Regions from separate parts of the Homo sapiens genome. Here regions 1 and 3 are each linked to region 2. Evidence: chromatin loops called from intact Hi-C (ENCODE). Cell type or tissue: HepG2. All regions are shown on one strand.

The links. A loop is a pair of places that touch in the nucleus more often than their neighbours do. Peaks named below come from ENCODE experiments on the same cell type or tissue, not always from the same donor. Only the 100,000 strongest peaks of a DNase experiment are listed, where the experiment ranks them.
Region 1: it touches region 2 in a loop (8-fold over the local background); 7 of 110 quality-filtered maps call a loop at or near these places.
Region 3: it touches region 2 in a loop (6-fold over the local background); 2 of 110 quality-filtered maps call a loop at or near these places.

Annotation. Positions count from the first base shown.
Region 1 is chr22:48,703,515-48,708,514 of GRCh38, reverse strand. TAFA5 (TAFA chemokine like family member 5) reads right to left here. Exons shown (of 4, transcript NM_001082967.3): 3 at 671-798. Among named protein-coding and RNA genes, the nearest start is that of MIR4535, 74 kb to the left of the region's middle. In HepG2, no CTCF peak of the experiment used is centred here; DNase peaks (open chromatin) are centred at 2,964 and 3,114.
Region 2 is chr22:48,573,208-48,578,207 of GRCh38, reverse strand. The region is part of intron 1 of TAFA5 (TAFA chemokine like family member 5); the gene reads right to left. LOC124900480 (a long non-coding RNA gene) reads right to left here and starts at 1,168. Exons shown (of 2, transcript XR_007068144.1): 1 at 539-1,168. RefSeq lists an enhancer at 556-1,062. In HepG2, CTCF peaks have their summits at 665 (motif pointing left), 1,274 (motif pointing left) and 2,931 (motif pointing left); a DNase peak (open chromatin) is centred at 2,947; H3K27me3 peaks cover 1,110 bases.
Region 3 is chr22:48,661,132-48,666,131 of GRCh38, reverse strand. All of the region lies in intron 2 of TAFA5 (TAFA chemokine like family member 5), which reads right to left. Among named protein-coding and RNA genes, the nearest start is that of MIR4535, 120 kb to the left of the region's middle. In HepG2, a CTCF peak has its summit at 2,616; a DNase peak (open chromatin) is centred at 2,641.

The DNA of each region.
Region 1 (5,000 bases), 130 kb before region 2:
GTGGCATGCCTGGAGGCGCCGCCTTCAGAAAAGGCCCATGTCCACCCGGCGTTCCCCAAGCTCCCGCCCTTGGGAAGAGCAGCTCTAGAGACCCAGGTCAGCCGTGGCTTTGGGAGGGCGGGGTGCACTGCATGCCCCACTCAGGGGGACAGAGAGGAGCTGAAGGGCCCTCCGGGTCTCTGGTGTGAGCAGCCACCAGGCCAGGCCCAGGGACGGAAGGAGCACACCTGGACGGAACCTGAACCTGGCCCTGTCTCCACAGAACCCCCGCCGTGCCCTGGGGGAGTTATCAGAAGTTCATCTTCAGGAGGGGCGGATGCCTCCTCCAGCCTGCAAAATCACGGGCACATCAGTCCCGGAAACAAGACGGCTCTAACCAGGGGGTTTCGAGACCTGGTCAGTGATCTGACTTCTGGGCTGACCAGCCTTGCAGCTGGTTCTGCATCCAGCTCTCAGCCCCCATGTACTCACAGACCGTCTGCCCCAGGACAGATGGTCAGGAATTTAGCACCAGAGAGGGAGGTGGGGGAGGAGACAGGGCCCTGGCCTCTCTGCATGAGGATGGAGTGAGCAGCTGCCACCTGTCCCCGCGGAGCCCGGGTGGCGTCGGAGGCCCGCACACACATACCCCCTCCCCAGCACACCCACGAGAAAGCCGAGGGCCACATACCGTGGTGGTCTTTATCCTCCCGCCGGGCTGCGTGCACGTCCAGCCTGACCGGTTGATTAACAAGTCGCAGCCTTCCCCCTCCAGACACGGAAGCATGTCACACCACTGCTTGGTCTTGATGATTCTTGCTGTGGGAGAAAAGAGAGAGGCAATCAGCGTGCTACTCTCATGGATCGTGAGGGTGTTGCTGAGGGCACCTGGGTCCTGGCACTGGCTGGGGGGGCCCTCAGGCAATGCCCGGCGTGGCTCCACCCAGGGACCCTCACACAGGGACACTGGGCCCAGGGGCTTTGCCAGCTTCCTGGTCTCCTGGTTTAGTGCTTGCTCCCCAAGTCCCGCTCTGCCATCGGCCAGTCGTGGAGCAGCAAGCAATGATCGAGGGAGCTAGAGACATGTCTGTGAAGCAGAGCCATGGCCCCTCCTGCAGTGTGGCTGCCTCACTGTCTCTTGTCTGGAATCCACTTGAGAGCCAGAAGAAGGCAGGAGGAGGGGGTTCCCAGTCAGGACATCCTCAGATACAGCGAGGGCAGCCTGTGCACAGGGAGGTAACCAAAGGGGAACAAGGGGGCCCAGGCTTGGAGCTCAGAGTGAGGCCAGGCTGGAGATGGGGAGTCGATTTCCCATCCTTGACTGGAGGATTTTACAACCACCCCTGGCCCCCATCCTACTCCCGCCTCGTCTCATCTGCAGATGCCCGGCTGACCCCTGGGGCCGGCCCAGCACCAGCCATGTCAAGCCTCCAAGATTAAAGGATGTGAGTCCTTGTGATGGCCCTTGGACAGGGCAGGGGGCAGGGCAGGGCCAGGTGGATGGGGGCACTGGCTCCCCACCAGCACAAGGACTCTGAAGCCCACATTAACTCCTCCCATGCCAGAGAGAATTGCATTTTCTCTCTTCCCTGGAGGCCCACCCTATTTTGTGGCTGTAGGTGTTAGGCAGACTGGAGATTACTCTCCACCAGAAAGCACGAGAAGGACTTCATGGCGGAGTAAAAGCTGATTGTATTAACATAACCTTCGCTGCGGGAATCTCAAAAGAACGATTAGTCATTTCTCAAACTGGGAAAAAATATGTCCTTCCTAATGCACACATAATTACTTTTATAAAAATTGGACCTACAAACAGGGGTTGCCATCCAGTTGAAAAACGTAGGCATTCAGATCAGATACCAAACACCTGCCCGGCAGTATTTTAGTTCAAGGTTAAGTTATAAACATGCACACTTATATACACAGGATTCTACCACCGACTTCAACCCTATGGCGGGAGATTAGGGAGAACTTTGCATCTTACATGAAAAAGAAGTTTGAAAGTTTGGGTCCGAGGCTCTAGGAGAACGGATGAAGTCACATATCCCCACTGCACTCGCTGGTGAGAGCCAGGCACCCCACTCTACGTGCCAAGTGGATGGACTGCATGTGGCTCGCTTCATGCCAGTGCTGGGAGGGCCAGGGTGGGCCTTTTCCTCCCCTTCCTCGCCCACTCACAGTTCCTCGGGGTCCTCACTGTTCCGAGTTCCTCGGGGTCCTCACTGTTCCGAATAGAGGCTTGGAACTCATCTTGTTGGATGTGGGCAATGCACGCATGAAGCCCCTTCCTGTTTTCCTTTGGGTCCCTCCTTCCTGGGGCTCAATGTTTGATGGGTCCACTGGCCCCAGGATGCAGAGAACCCAGTGTCTGGGCTGCCTCAGTTGCCAGCCCTGCAGAGTAGGGAAGGCCTCTCTGTCACCCACACCAGGCCCAGGCTGCACAGACACCCAGGCCCAGGGCAAGAGTGGCCCCCATGGCCCCCAGCCCCCACCTCCCGTCTGCAGCCCCGGTCCCTTTCACGAAGCTCCAGAGCCCTTGGCTTCCTCCTCTCTCCTGGGTTTTCTATTCCATGTCACCTCTTTTCCTTTTTTTAAATAAAGAACACAACTCTCAATGTGCATAAACCAGAACTGTAGTTCCCCAGGATACCTGTTTACTTGAAAACCTGAAAAAATTTCCAAGATTCCTCGCCATAGGAAGGATATGACAACTACATAAACAGTTGTGCAAATGCACGTGTGTGCACACATGTGTGCTAACATACCGTCCTCCAGACGGGCAGCGGGCTGGCTTCATGGCTATGCAAACAGGCTGCTGCACACGGCTCCAGGTATAGGAGGGCCACCGCTTGGACAACGCTCTGCAGTTCCCAAGTCTTGAAATTCTGAATAATTTTTAACAAGGGCCTTGCATTTCATTTTGCACAGGGTCAGCCAATCATGCCGCTGGACCACAGGCAGTGGCTGTTCCTATAGGAGCAGTGGGCAGCAGAGGACAGGGTCCTGGGGAACAGCTCACTCCTCACCCCACGAGGGCACAGGCCCTGGGGTCATCGCAGGGGAGGCAGGTCTGGGAGGTCAGGGGCCCTCTGGAAGACAGACAAAGGGACAGCATCCCAGGCAGAATGAATGGGTTCTCGTCCTCAGTTCCGACAAGGGGGGAGGAGCTGCCTGAAGCCTGCATGACTGCAGTGGAGAGGAGTCTGAGATGGGCTGGTCATGCCTGCCACAGCACCCACGGCAGAGGACGCTGTGGGGTGCTGTGTCCCAGCCAGTCCTGCCCCACCCCACCCCCGGCACCTTCACACCCACAGCCAGGGAGGCAGGCGTCCACCAGCCGGGCATGGCTACCCCCAATCCCTTTCCAGGTCAGTGCTAGGGATGCAATATCCTCTCAGTGCAGCCTCACCCCTGGATTTGGAGATGGGGCCTTCAGAAGGTGAAGAAGGTTAGATGAGGCCATGAGTGTGGGGCCCTGATCTGCCAGGATTCCTGTCCTTAAGAGACTCCAGAGAGTTCAAGCATGTGTGCTCGCTGTCTCTCTTTCTCTGTCTCTCTCTCTCTCCCCTCCCCAGCCCCCTGCACCATCTCAGGACACAGCAAGCAGATGCTGCCTAGAAGCCAGGAATCAGATCCTCACCAGGAACCAAACCTATCAGCACCATGATCCTGAATGTCCAGCCTCCAGAACCGTGAGAAAATAAACGTGTGTTGTTTAAGCCCCTCAGTATGCGGAGTTTTGCTACGGCAGCCTGAGCCGGCTGAGACAGCCAGGAGACCAGGAGACATGGGAACATCCCTCGTTCACCTGAAGAGTCAGGTGAGGAAACTCCAGCTGAGAATCAGTGTCTCCCTCCGAGAAAAAGCAACTGTGCTCCTTGCCACTAACATGGCACGTGGGGATAGGGAACCCCCCGGCTTCCCAGGGCGACTCCAGGAAGAACAAGCCACCCAGGCTGCAGCTCCCAGGCCCTCAGAGGGTCCCAGCCACCTGCTGCACGTCCACCAACCCCGAGGGACAGCGCTGAGAGAGGGGATGGCGCCATGAGTGGGGATGGCCGGAATCTGTCATGCGTCTTCCCGGGGCCCCTTTTCTTGTCTGTTCTATTCCTGCAGAAAGCCACCAGCAGCTGTGTCTCCCATCCCTGATGCATCGTGTTGGGTAACAGTAAATATGGTAGAAAATCTCAGACACCCACAAACACGAACCTTAAACCCACGAGGAAGCTACAGGATGAAACACACATGCCCCAGTAGCAGAAATCCCCTTGCAATGCCTGAGAAAAGAGCTGGACAAATTACAGAAAGCATCGTGTGTGTGTGTGTGTGTGTGTGCGCGTGTGTGTTGAGGGTGTGTTTCTCTAGCACCAACACTGAAGGACATGAAAGGAAGAGGCTCCAGTGTGGCTTAAAAGAAATCCCCACGTGGGCTCCCATCCACCCCGTACCATGGCGCCCAAGGTAGTCTTTAGTGCAATGTGGCTCCTGCTCTCATCTTGAGCTGAACGGGGCCTCAGAAACCCCCTGGGGTCCCCAGTGCCTGTCCTGTTCTGCCCTAACAGCCAGAAGCAGGGACTGGGCTGTCTCAGGTGAAGTGAGCCCTTCAACTGCAACAGGGAGATGTTTCTGCATCTGCCCGGGCCAGTTCTGGCACTCTCTGCAGCACAGGGCAGGGCCTGGGCCAGCAGGAGTGGGGTTGGCACAGACCAGAAAACCCGGGCAGTGTGGGTGGTGTCCGAGGGCAGGTCCTGACCTGCCTGCAGGGCAGGCTGTGAGAGGGTGGACAGGAGGTGGCCTGGGCCCAAATCCTTCACTACCGAGCTCAGCTGGGACCTCATGCCCACCACGAAGCTCATGCTCTGGGCTGGGAAATCCCGGGAGAAGGACGCTGAGGGTGGATACGGCGCAGGCCACAGCGCACTACCCAGCACAAGGCTCGGCTGGCCAGAACCTACAGGCTGTGTTGTTGGGGCCCTCTCGGTCAGGCTAGGATGCAAGCCACCAGAGCTCACTGGGACTGT
Region 2 (5,000 bases):
GGGCACCTGGACCTCAGAGAAACACTGAAATTTTCACATACACGCCCTTTCCGCAAGCCAATCCCCCAGAGACTTCGAGATCAGCCAGAGAGGCAGAGAACTTGCAGCGCGAACACAAACAGGCCCAGCAGAGCAGGGACCCCTTTGCCAGGTACCTGGAATGCACCAGGGGTGGCTCCCACAGTCCTGACACGCGACACCAGCAGAGGACAGCCCTCGCGGGCTTGCCTGGACCCAATGACTCCTCAGCAGGAAGGATGGCCTCCCCAGCCCCAAGTGCTACTGCCCTATGGCAGAACCACCCACTCCTGAAGTGGGTCAGCAAGGCAGCAGGAAGAAGTTGGGCCTCCCACCTGGGGAAGGGTCCCCGCAAGCCCGGGCTGGCAGGCCAAGCCCGCAGCAGAGTCCTGGGGTAGCCTACTCTCCCTTCAGACCTGGCCCTCCTCTGTACTAGGTGCCCACATCCAAAAGCAAGGGAGGGAAGTGGACACCAGGCCCGTGGAGGTCACAGGGTCTCGGGCCGGGCTCCTGCACCTACCTGCTTCCCCAGGCCTCCGGCGGCTCATTAATTAGTCAGGAAAGCAGCTGAATGTTGCAAGCCCTTCCTCTGCAGGAACCCAGAACTAATGAGAACCCAGCGCCTTACCAGCCACACAGGCGCCCTCCGGTGCTCAGCCTTCCCAGCGGACCAAGGGGAGCACCAGGCGGAGCTGGCCCAGCCTGTGTGCCAGAGCACTAGTAACCATGAGCAGGGGTGCCCGGGGGGAGGCCAACGCCTCAGTTGCCCCCAGTCTGATATGACAGGCCAGGCTGATCCCGGGGTGCACCGGGAGCCCTGCAAAGGGAGCCTGGCCCTGAAACCAGGAAGTTTCCAGGAGTGTGTCTGGGGTGCCTGGAGCCGACCGACCGCCCATCAGGGGAGGTGTGGCCCTGCCCCCAACCCCCAGTAAGATGCTTCCCAGTACAAAGGGCCTCTCCAGCCACGAGGGTCCAACCGTTATCCTGGGCGCCTCAATAGTCCCAGACTGCCCTGCAGTCCAGCAAAGACCAAGAGAGCAGGGGCAGAACTTGGCGCGGGGACCTGCGCACCCCGGTGACCAAGCCCCTGCTTCCCAAACCTATGGGTCTCTGGAAGGCGGCTTGGGCCCTGGGGAACAGGTGCGCAGGCCGGTTTCCCGACGTCCGCGGGTCCCAGCCCGGCGCCCACCCTGGCGGGTCCCAGCTCCGCTCCCGCCCCAGCCCGGCCGGCCACCGTGGAGCGCTGGTGCCATCTACCGAGGGCCCGGCGGCGTGCGGGCGGGCGCCGCTGCCACCGAGCCCAGTGGGGCAGGGGATGGGAACGGCAGCCTCGGCTTGGGCTGGGGATCCGGGGCGGCGCCAGAGGCACCGAGAACGCAGCGCGCCCCGACCCCGCGCCCTGCCGGTGAGCCCCGATGGGCGCGGGGCAGCGAGATCCGCGGGGGGTCGGGCTCCTGGTAGGGTCGCGCCGCCGGCCGCTCCGGGCCCGCAGTGGCGCTCCACGAGCCTCAGCCGAGCGCGGCGGCAGCGGAACGTGCTGGAAGCCGGGTCGGGCGCCGGAGCCGCCGCGAGCCGGGCAGAGCGCGGAGGACCGGTCCGCGCGCCCGGGGACAATTACCTTCTTTGAGGAACTGCGCGTGGATCACTAGGACGAGGAAGCAGCAGAGCGCGGCCCCTGCCAGTGCCCAGAGCGCCTTCAGGAGCTGCATCGCGGAGTCCCAACTCGGCCGACGCCCCCGAAGTCGCGCAGCGAAGGTCCAGGCGCCGCATCAGCGCCCCGCCGGGTGCAGCCTCCGCGGCCGCCCGCTCGCGCCCTCCATCCGCCGCCAACGCCGCGCTCCGCCGCGACTGGAGGCGCCACTCCGGGAGGCGATTTGTGTCTTTCTGGGCAGGGGGGAGGGGAGCGGGCGGGGGGAGGGGGGCGCCGCGGAGGGGGCGGGCGGGGGCGGGGAGGTTAGCAGAAAGTCTCGGGCCGCGGCGGCCGCCGCTCCGACCACTCGGCCACCATCGCTGGCTGCGGGGCGCCGGGGGGCGGCCGCCGCGGCCCCATGAATCAGCCCCGCCGCCGCCCCCGGAGCCGCACCGCCAGCAGGGCCCGGACGGCGGGCCGCGGATTGCGCAACGGCCGGGCGGCGCGGGGGGGGGGGGGGTCCGGCGCGGCCCCGGCCCCCTCCTCCGCCTGTCGGCCCCCACCGCCCGCTGCTCGGCGTCGCCTTCCTCCTCCTCCTCTTCCTCCGCCGCCGCCGCCTCCTCCGCCGCCCGCGCTCGCTCCGGCCCGGGGCTCAGGGGGCCGCCGCGCCGCCGCCGCCACCGCCGCCGCGGCGGGCCAGGCTCGGGGCCGGGGCTGCGCGCCGGGCGCGGGGCTGCCGCACCATCGCCGCCGCCGGGGTCCGCGCGGCCCGGCCGAGCCCGCGGCGATCGAACTTGCGCGGCCCGGGGCTGGCGGGCCGGTCCCCACCGGACGGTGCCGGCCTCTGCGCTCCCAGCAGCCCGCGCCTCCGCCGCCGCGGCCGGGACTAGGTCCGGGCCCACCGCGCCCCTGGGCTGCCCACGCTGGGCCGCCGCTGCCGGTGTCGGTGCCGGTGCCGGTGGCTGCCGCGCCTACAGGTGGGGCCGGCGACGCTGCGCGCCTCGCCGCCCGCGGGACGCCGCTGCTCCGGCCTGGAGGCGCGCGCCCGCCCGCTCGGCTCGGCGCCGGCTCCTCGGGGGAGGCGGCGGGAGGGGGAGCGCGGCGCAGTCGCTGCCGGCCCAGGTGGCCGGGCCCGCGCAGCCTCGGACTCCGGCCCGCGCCCGCCGCCGTCTGCGCTCCTCCCGGCCGCGGAGCCGCGGATGCGCACTGGGCCGCGAGGGACCCCGGGGACCCCGCCCTGCAGCGCCCCCGCCTGGCGCGCCGGCGGGTCAGGTGGGGCCGGCCCAGCCGAAAACTGCGGGTCGGGCTCCACCTAGGTGCGCAGGGGCCTCACTGCAGAGCCGGCCCTGCTGGCGCGGGAGACCGGACGCGGGGCCTCGAGTGGCGCCCAGCCTCCCTCGCACCCAAGGCCCCAGGAGAGACAGGGAAACCCCAGGCCCAGGTACCGCCCCAGCCGGGCCCGACCAGCGGCTGGGAGGGCTCGGAGGAGGCTGGTCCCGCGGCTTCTGAAAACGGCACATCTGCCTGGAAACACACACAAACACACTCACACCTGCCCCTACTGTGTACCACCCTCCAGCCAGCTGCCCTGCACCCAAGAGCGTGGGCGCACTGTTAATGCCCACGTTCCGTTCCAGAGGAAACAAACGGATGCCTCCCTGCACTGCCTCCCTTCCCGCCTCTAGGAAGAAAGGGTCTTTGTTTTAGGCCACTTTTGCTCCCCAACCCCGCTCCCCAGAGCAGGGGGCACAGGTGTCCTCGTCAGGGGTTCGCCCCAGAGCCCAGTACCAAGACCAGTGTGGTGGGCCTCAAGGTATTTTTGCCTGAATTGAATTTGAAATTCAATTTCAAATGACCAGAAAAGAGCAGTGGGCAGGAATCGGGGCCTAAGCTTCCTGGGACCCTGAACCTCTCTCCTGACCTGTGCAGGGTGGGGGCAGTGCTGGTGCCCGCGGTGCATGTGGTTCACATGAAGGCTGTCTCCTCCTTGCACCAGTATTGACGTGCCAGGAAGGGAAAGAGGCCTGGCCCTGAAGGGCTCTTGGAGGTCAGATAGATCAAGGCAATCAGTATGCATCTGGGGAAACTGAGGCTTATAGAGGCATGGTGACTGGTCTAACATCAACTAAAAAGTCAAGGGCAGAGTCAGGACCAGCCACTAAGCTTGATGCTGTCTGCCTGACCTGGCTCGCGGTGCCCAGCAGCCGGCCAGGGGAGAGGCCATCCACGAAGCAGTTCTTCACCTCTGGCTCATCACCCTCCACCTGCCCCCGAAAACATCCAGGAGAGACAAGAATGTCCCATCCAACTCCTCTCACCTAAAGGAGTGGCCCCAGCCTCACACCAGCCAAGCAACTAAGCAGCTGTGGATCTGCCCTGGGAGGGACTAGCCATTCTCTCTGCTCAGGCAATCCCCTTCAAAACCCCATTTCCTATAAGCACCCCACTGTTTCCTGCTCTCCACCCCTAGACATTCTCTAGGAAAGATCTAAGGTAGCAGCTCCTCAGGAACCCACCCTGCCTGGCTCGCAGAGCCTGACCTCCAGCAAGGTCGTTGGCCTTCATCCCTCACCTGGCACAGGGCTCCCCAGTCAGAGGACTCGGGGGTCTTCTGGGTGCTTATCACATGTGCTCACCCCTGGCCCCCAAAGGGACCTCAATCAGGAGAGAGAGCCTGCCCTTGACACTCACTGTGTCCCCAATCAGGTGCATATCATTTGAAATTCTGAAAATAGAAAAGTGTGCTACGTTCACCAAGGGAATATTTAAGAACTACAATTGGAAGATCCTTCTGTAAAGAGAATTAAAGAGGATAAAGGAGAAAAAAAAGAAAGTTCATAAATAGAGGCAGGCCCACCAATTCACTTTCAACAGGTGGGACAGGAGGACCTCCATACCTAATGTTGGGGGACCACCATCACACTTCTCCGGGCACCAAGGCTTCCTGTTAGTAAATGCATGTGGCATTGCTTACACTTTTAAAAGCAATCACAGCTGCAAACTCAAGAACCTCGTGTAGGGCTTCCGAAGAGTGAGTTAACAGTGCAGACCAAAGAGGCCCTGGGTGCCATTGGGAAGTCAGCTCCAGATGGCAGTGTGAACACCTGAACCAGATAAAACCAACACACATCTCAGGAGGAGACACCTAGGGTTCTCATTGACATGACAGGAAAAACCCTTTACAAATACTGAAACCATTACTGTGTTGGGAATCAAAATGCTAATCAAAATCTAAGCAAGCCAGAAAGGGTGAGGGGGTCCTGGGCCCAGTCTCTGGACAGAAGAGAAAAAACTGTGGTGGGAACCAACAGAAGGATGCCCACATCCTCCCGAGAAGGTGAAACAAACCAGG
Region 3 (5,000 bases), 88 kb before region 2:
CACAGTGGCCTCTGCAATGCTGAGTATCACACCAGGCCCCTCTTCTGCCAGTCAGGCCATTAGAAAGACCACCAGGCCGGGGACCTCTCCCAGTCCCCACCCTCCTGGAGCCAGGCCAGGCCCCTCGTTCCCATGGGAGGGGTAGGAGGCCAGGGCTAGGCTGGATGCAGGGTGGGGGCGATGGGGGCGTTGGGGGCAGGTGGGGAGCAGCTATCTACCTCCCCACTGCGAATCCCACCCTGCGATGTTCAAGCAGGCGGCCCAGGGAAAAGGAAAACAGAGAGGGCCCTGGTTCGTTAGCGTTCTCGGGAGGGCGCCTGCCGCTAGATAGGAATCTGCGTGTGATCTCAGCTCCGGCTTTCAGCGGATGAGACATAAAAGATAATTAGCTAATTAGATATAATATATTCAGGGATGAGACCCAGTCTTCCATTCTGTCTCTCTAAAGTGTTTCAGAACTTTACATAAAACCATTATGAGTGAAAGGCTAGAACTTTTCAATAAATGATGTTGGATCTGTCGGGTCTCCATGTGCAGAGAAAAAAAATGTGCCTTGAGATCCATCTCATACCACATGGAACTTAATCAGAAACGGCTGGTAGACCCAACTGTGTGATGTAAGGCTGGAAAGCTGGGACAAGAACGCGAGAGAACGTCTCACGGCTTTGGGGTAAGATGACGTTTCCCACACAGAATGCAAAACACACGACCTGGAAGGGAAAAGATGAATCAATTCGACTTAGCTAACATTAAGAATTTCTGCTCATCAAAATGTACCATTAAGCAAATAAGAAGGCCAGCCACAGAATAAACACAGGCTTGAATGGAGCATATAGGAAGAGCTCCTGCAAATTATTTAACAAAAGGACCAGCAACTCAATAAACATGAGTGGAAGACGCAAATGAACACTTCATAAAAAGCAGCTATTGGGCCACTCCAGACGGCTGTAGAGTCATGCCCAGGATCTTGACGCAGCAGAAAAAACCAAGTCCACGAAACACCGTAGGCTCAGCAAAATGGCTGAAATTAAACACACTGACCATCGCCGGTGCTGGAGGGACCATGACGCACACAGAACATTCATGGACTGCTGATGGCACGTGACATGATACAATCGCTTTGAGAAACACTCTGCAGGGCCTACCGTGGCTAGGTCACAGCCCTGCCACTCCAAGGCGAATGCTGGAGATAAGTCAGTGGACACAGCCACTCGGAGACGTGCACCAAGTATGTTCACAGCAGCATCACGCAGAATGACTAAAAATTCAAAAGAGCCTGTACGTCTACCGTCCTTGGCACAGACAGATAGATGGCGGTACAGGGACATTTTATACAGCAATGAGAGTATCAGATTGTCACCACACATGACAGCACGGGCGGCTCTCACAGACGTAACGAGGGAAAGGATCCAAGTCCAAAAATGAGGCCTACTCCCTGCTTCCGTTGATGGGAGGTTCTGAAACAGGCAAACCTGCAGTGACAGAAGTTAGGGCTCTGGTGAGCCAAGGGGAGGGGTGAGATCGGGCCAGGAGGGGTGAGATCAAGGTTTGCACTTACAATTTCCAATTTGCCTGTATAGATGTGTCAATGAAATATTTTTTTAAGTTACACTTTAAAAAAGAATAGTCACCTATTTTGGGCTTCTAAGCCCAATTTAAGATCAAGCAATCTCTTCAGAATATGTCTACACGCATATTTTGTAAACCAATAGAATTGTACAGACGTCGTTTCACAAGGGTCATCAAAGATGGCCTGATGATGAGGGAAGATCATTTCACGAGACACGACTACATTTACTGAGCCAAGGTCTGGGGGACTTTCCTTACATCATTCAGGCATCAGAGGCAACATTCAAAGGAGATGCAGCAGCCCCCCATTATTCACAAGTGATACACCCCCAGACCACCAGTGGCTGACTGGAACGGCAGAGAGTACCAAACCCAGCTGCCATCAATCAAAATCCATTTCTGTTCATGTATTCCATCCACAAACTGAACGCCTTTTCCATCTTAACTATGCACTTTTTATACACCGTGGCCATAACTTTTGCAGTCTGGGGTGCAACAGCAAAGCCAGCATGAGGTCTGTTTCCTTCATGGATAGAAGATTTTTTACTGTAGATCTTAGCAACCTCAGCATGTGATTTTTTTCCTTTCCTTATGAAGTTGAGAATTCTCATCTTTTCACTTAAAGGAAGCACTTCACGGCTTCTTTCTGGCATATCTGAATTGCCAGCATCACCCGTGCTCTTGCACTTTGGGGCCATTATTAAGAAAAATAAGGGTGTCTTGAACACAAGTACTATGATGCCACGACAGTCCGTCTGATAACCAAGACGGCTACTTAGTGACTAATAGGCAGCTGACTTGGACAGTGTGAATATGCCAGGAAAAGGGAGGGTTCATGGACCGGATGGGACAAAGTGGAATGGCGCAAAATTTTTGTCATGCTACTCAGAATGACGTGCAATTTAAAACTTACAAATTACTTATTTCTGGAAATTTCTATTTAATATTTTTGGACTACCTTTGACCATGGGTAACTGAAACCACAGAAAGCAATGCTGTGTGCTTACCTCTGAACAAGTATGCCTGCAATTTTAGTTTCCTGCCACCAGGTGGTGATAGAGACAGAGTCAGCTGGGTAAAATCATGCTTGCAAAGGCCCTAAGTCACCGTGTGCCGGCTGCTGCACTTTGCCCTTTGCCTACAGTTGCGTCTCCCCTCGTCACCAGTGGGAAGGTGACTGGTCCAAGGTGACTTTGGCAGTGAGGCACAGGACCTATAAAGATGCAGGCCACTTAACCCCAATGTGGCCCCTCAGCCCACTCTAGTGCCCCCAACTGCAGGGTCTGGCTTGACCTTGAGAAGCAGCACCCCGTTGACATGTCCATAACTCAGATTAGAAATATCCTTCCCTTCCCAATGGTAAATGAAACCTTTGTTAAGTCACCTGGCTCTAAAATGAGCCAGAGACACTTAAAAATGACAAAAAGTTAAAGCCAAAGAAAACCGCAGCTAAGACACCCAGGGGCCCAGCACCCTGCTCATCCAGCCACCCTGCGTCCCGGAGCATCCCAAGCATCCCCACGTCCCTCCTGCAGCTCCCGCTCCCATCAGTCAGGCTCTGCTCCTGTGGGAGGCATGAGCTGCCAGATCTGCCGAGTGGTCTGAATGATTAAAGGAGACCTTTATTCACCTCTCGGGCTCCCTGCGTGGGAGGTCTGCTTCCTTCCACAGGCAGCCTCATAGGGAGGGCAAGGATTGGGGGAGGCCACCATTGCAGCTGCGACAGCGGGTAGGCCAGGATGGCCCCTCTGTGGGCTAGTGGGTGCCCATCGCCTAGGGCCCTGTGTCCTCAGCTGCCGCCTCAGTTTCCCTGGTGACCTCAACACTCCCACACCCAAGCAGGCTTGCCAGTCTGACCTGCTCCCAGCCTGTGTCTCTCACTCCGTGCCTGCTGGACACCTGCTCCGGTGAGCTCGCACCAGCCGGGGGGCAGAACAGATGCTCCACGTGTGCCTGGGGCCTCCTGGGGTGGACACAGAGCATCGCTGCACATACACCCAGGCCTGGGTTCAGCTCTGCCCTCCACACGGTCTCACACCTCTACTGGAGCCCCACCGCCTGGGCCCTTGAATCACCCCCATCACACACTTCCCCACGCGACCACAGTCACTGCCACTTTCTGCCCAGCCTGACCTCTGCAGACTCCTCTTGCTGCCCTGAACTTATGGTCCAGAGAGCAGCAGAGAGATTTTTGTAGAAGGCCATCAGAGTGATCCGTCACCTTCCTGGCACCCCCGAGGCTCCCGGCAGGTTTGAATCAACCATGTCCTCTGGCCTGCAGAGCCCCTGCCCAGGGACCAGCCTTGACTCCCTGCACCATGCCAACCTCCAAGCCTTGTGCTCCCGCCATGTTCCTGTGAGCTCCTCCCGCTGTCCCCACAGGCACCAGGCACATCCTCACCACCCAGGCCGAGCCCCAGCCCCACGTCCACCTGGAGCTGGCTTCCAGGTATTCACAAGGCCAGAGCCTTCTGGATTTGCAGGTATCAGCCACAACACCAGCTTCCCAAAGTGGGCACCCCAATGAGCCCCCAGTCACCATCTCCCCAAAGTAGGCACCCCAATGAGCCCCCAGTCACCATCTCCCCAAAGTGGGCACCCCAATGAGCCCCCAGTCACCATCTCCCCAAAGTGGGCACCCCAATGAGCCCCCCAGTCACCATCTCCCCAAAGTGGGCACCCCAATGAGCCCCCAGTCACCATCACCCCTGTGGATGTCTCTGCAGGCTCCCAGGCTCCCAGGCCCCCAGTTCATTTCTGCAGACTTGTGTATTTGTCTTTTATTGGCCTTTTCCATCCCACTGTGTCTCCAGAGCCCGGAGGTTCCCAGAGCATTACTCACAAGGATGTGCAGGGAGGAGGACGCTGTCCAGGAGGGTGGGGGAACGAGCCCCCGGCATCTCCTCCAAATCTGGCACCCACTGCCATACGCTGCCCCCTCTCTGTTCCCTGCTGCACTGTCCCCATAGGGCGGGACCAGGCCTGGGCACTGATCAGTGTCCAGCAGGCTCTGAACCCAGGGAGATGAGCAGAATGTCTGACTACTGACTGGAAACACGCCATAAGGTGTCTTTGGAAAGACGCAGACAAACCCTCGGGGCACCGGCTCATCATGCATGGTCAGGAGGAAAGAGCCTCCAGTTTCCCCTCATCGGGGCGAGTTCTGCGGCCGGGGTTCGAGGCCTGCACACCATTCAGCCCAGCCTTCTTCTGTAAACGTGGGAAGGGCACAAGGAGAGAGGGCTGGGGCAAGGTTCCAGCAGGCAAGACGTGCCCGAGGCGGCTCGGGGCCGAGGGTGGGGCATGGGGAATGTCCCTCTCTGCGCTCTGGTGGGACACTGTGCCAGGTGGCCACAGACCCTGACCGTAGGGCCAGCAGTACGCCAGTGACCCCAACTGCAGTGTGGACTACACAGGGGTCCAGACGATTT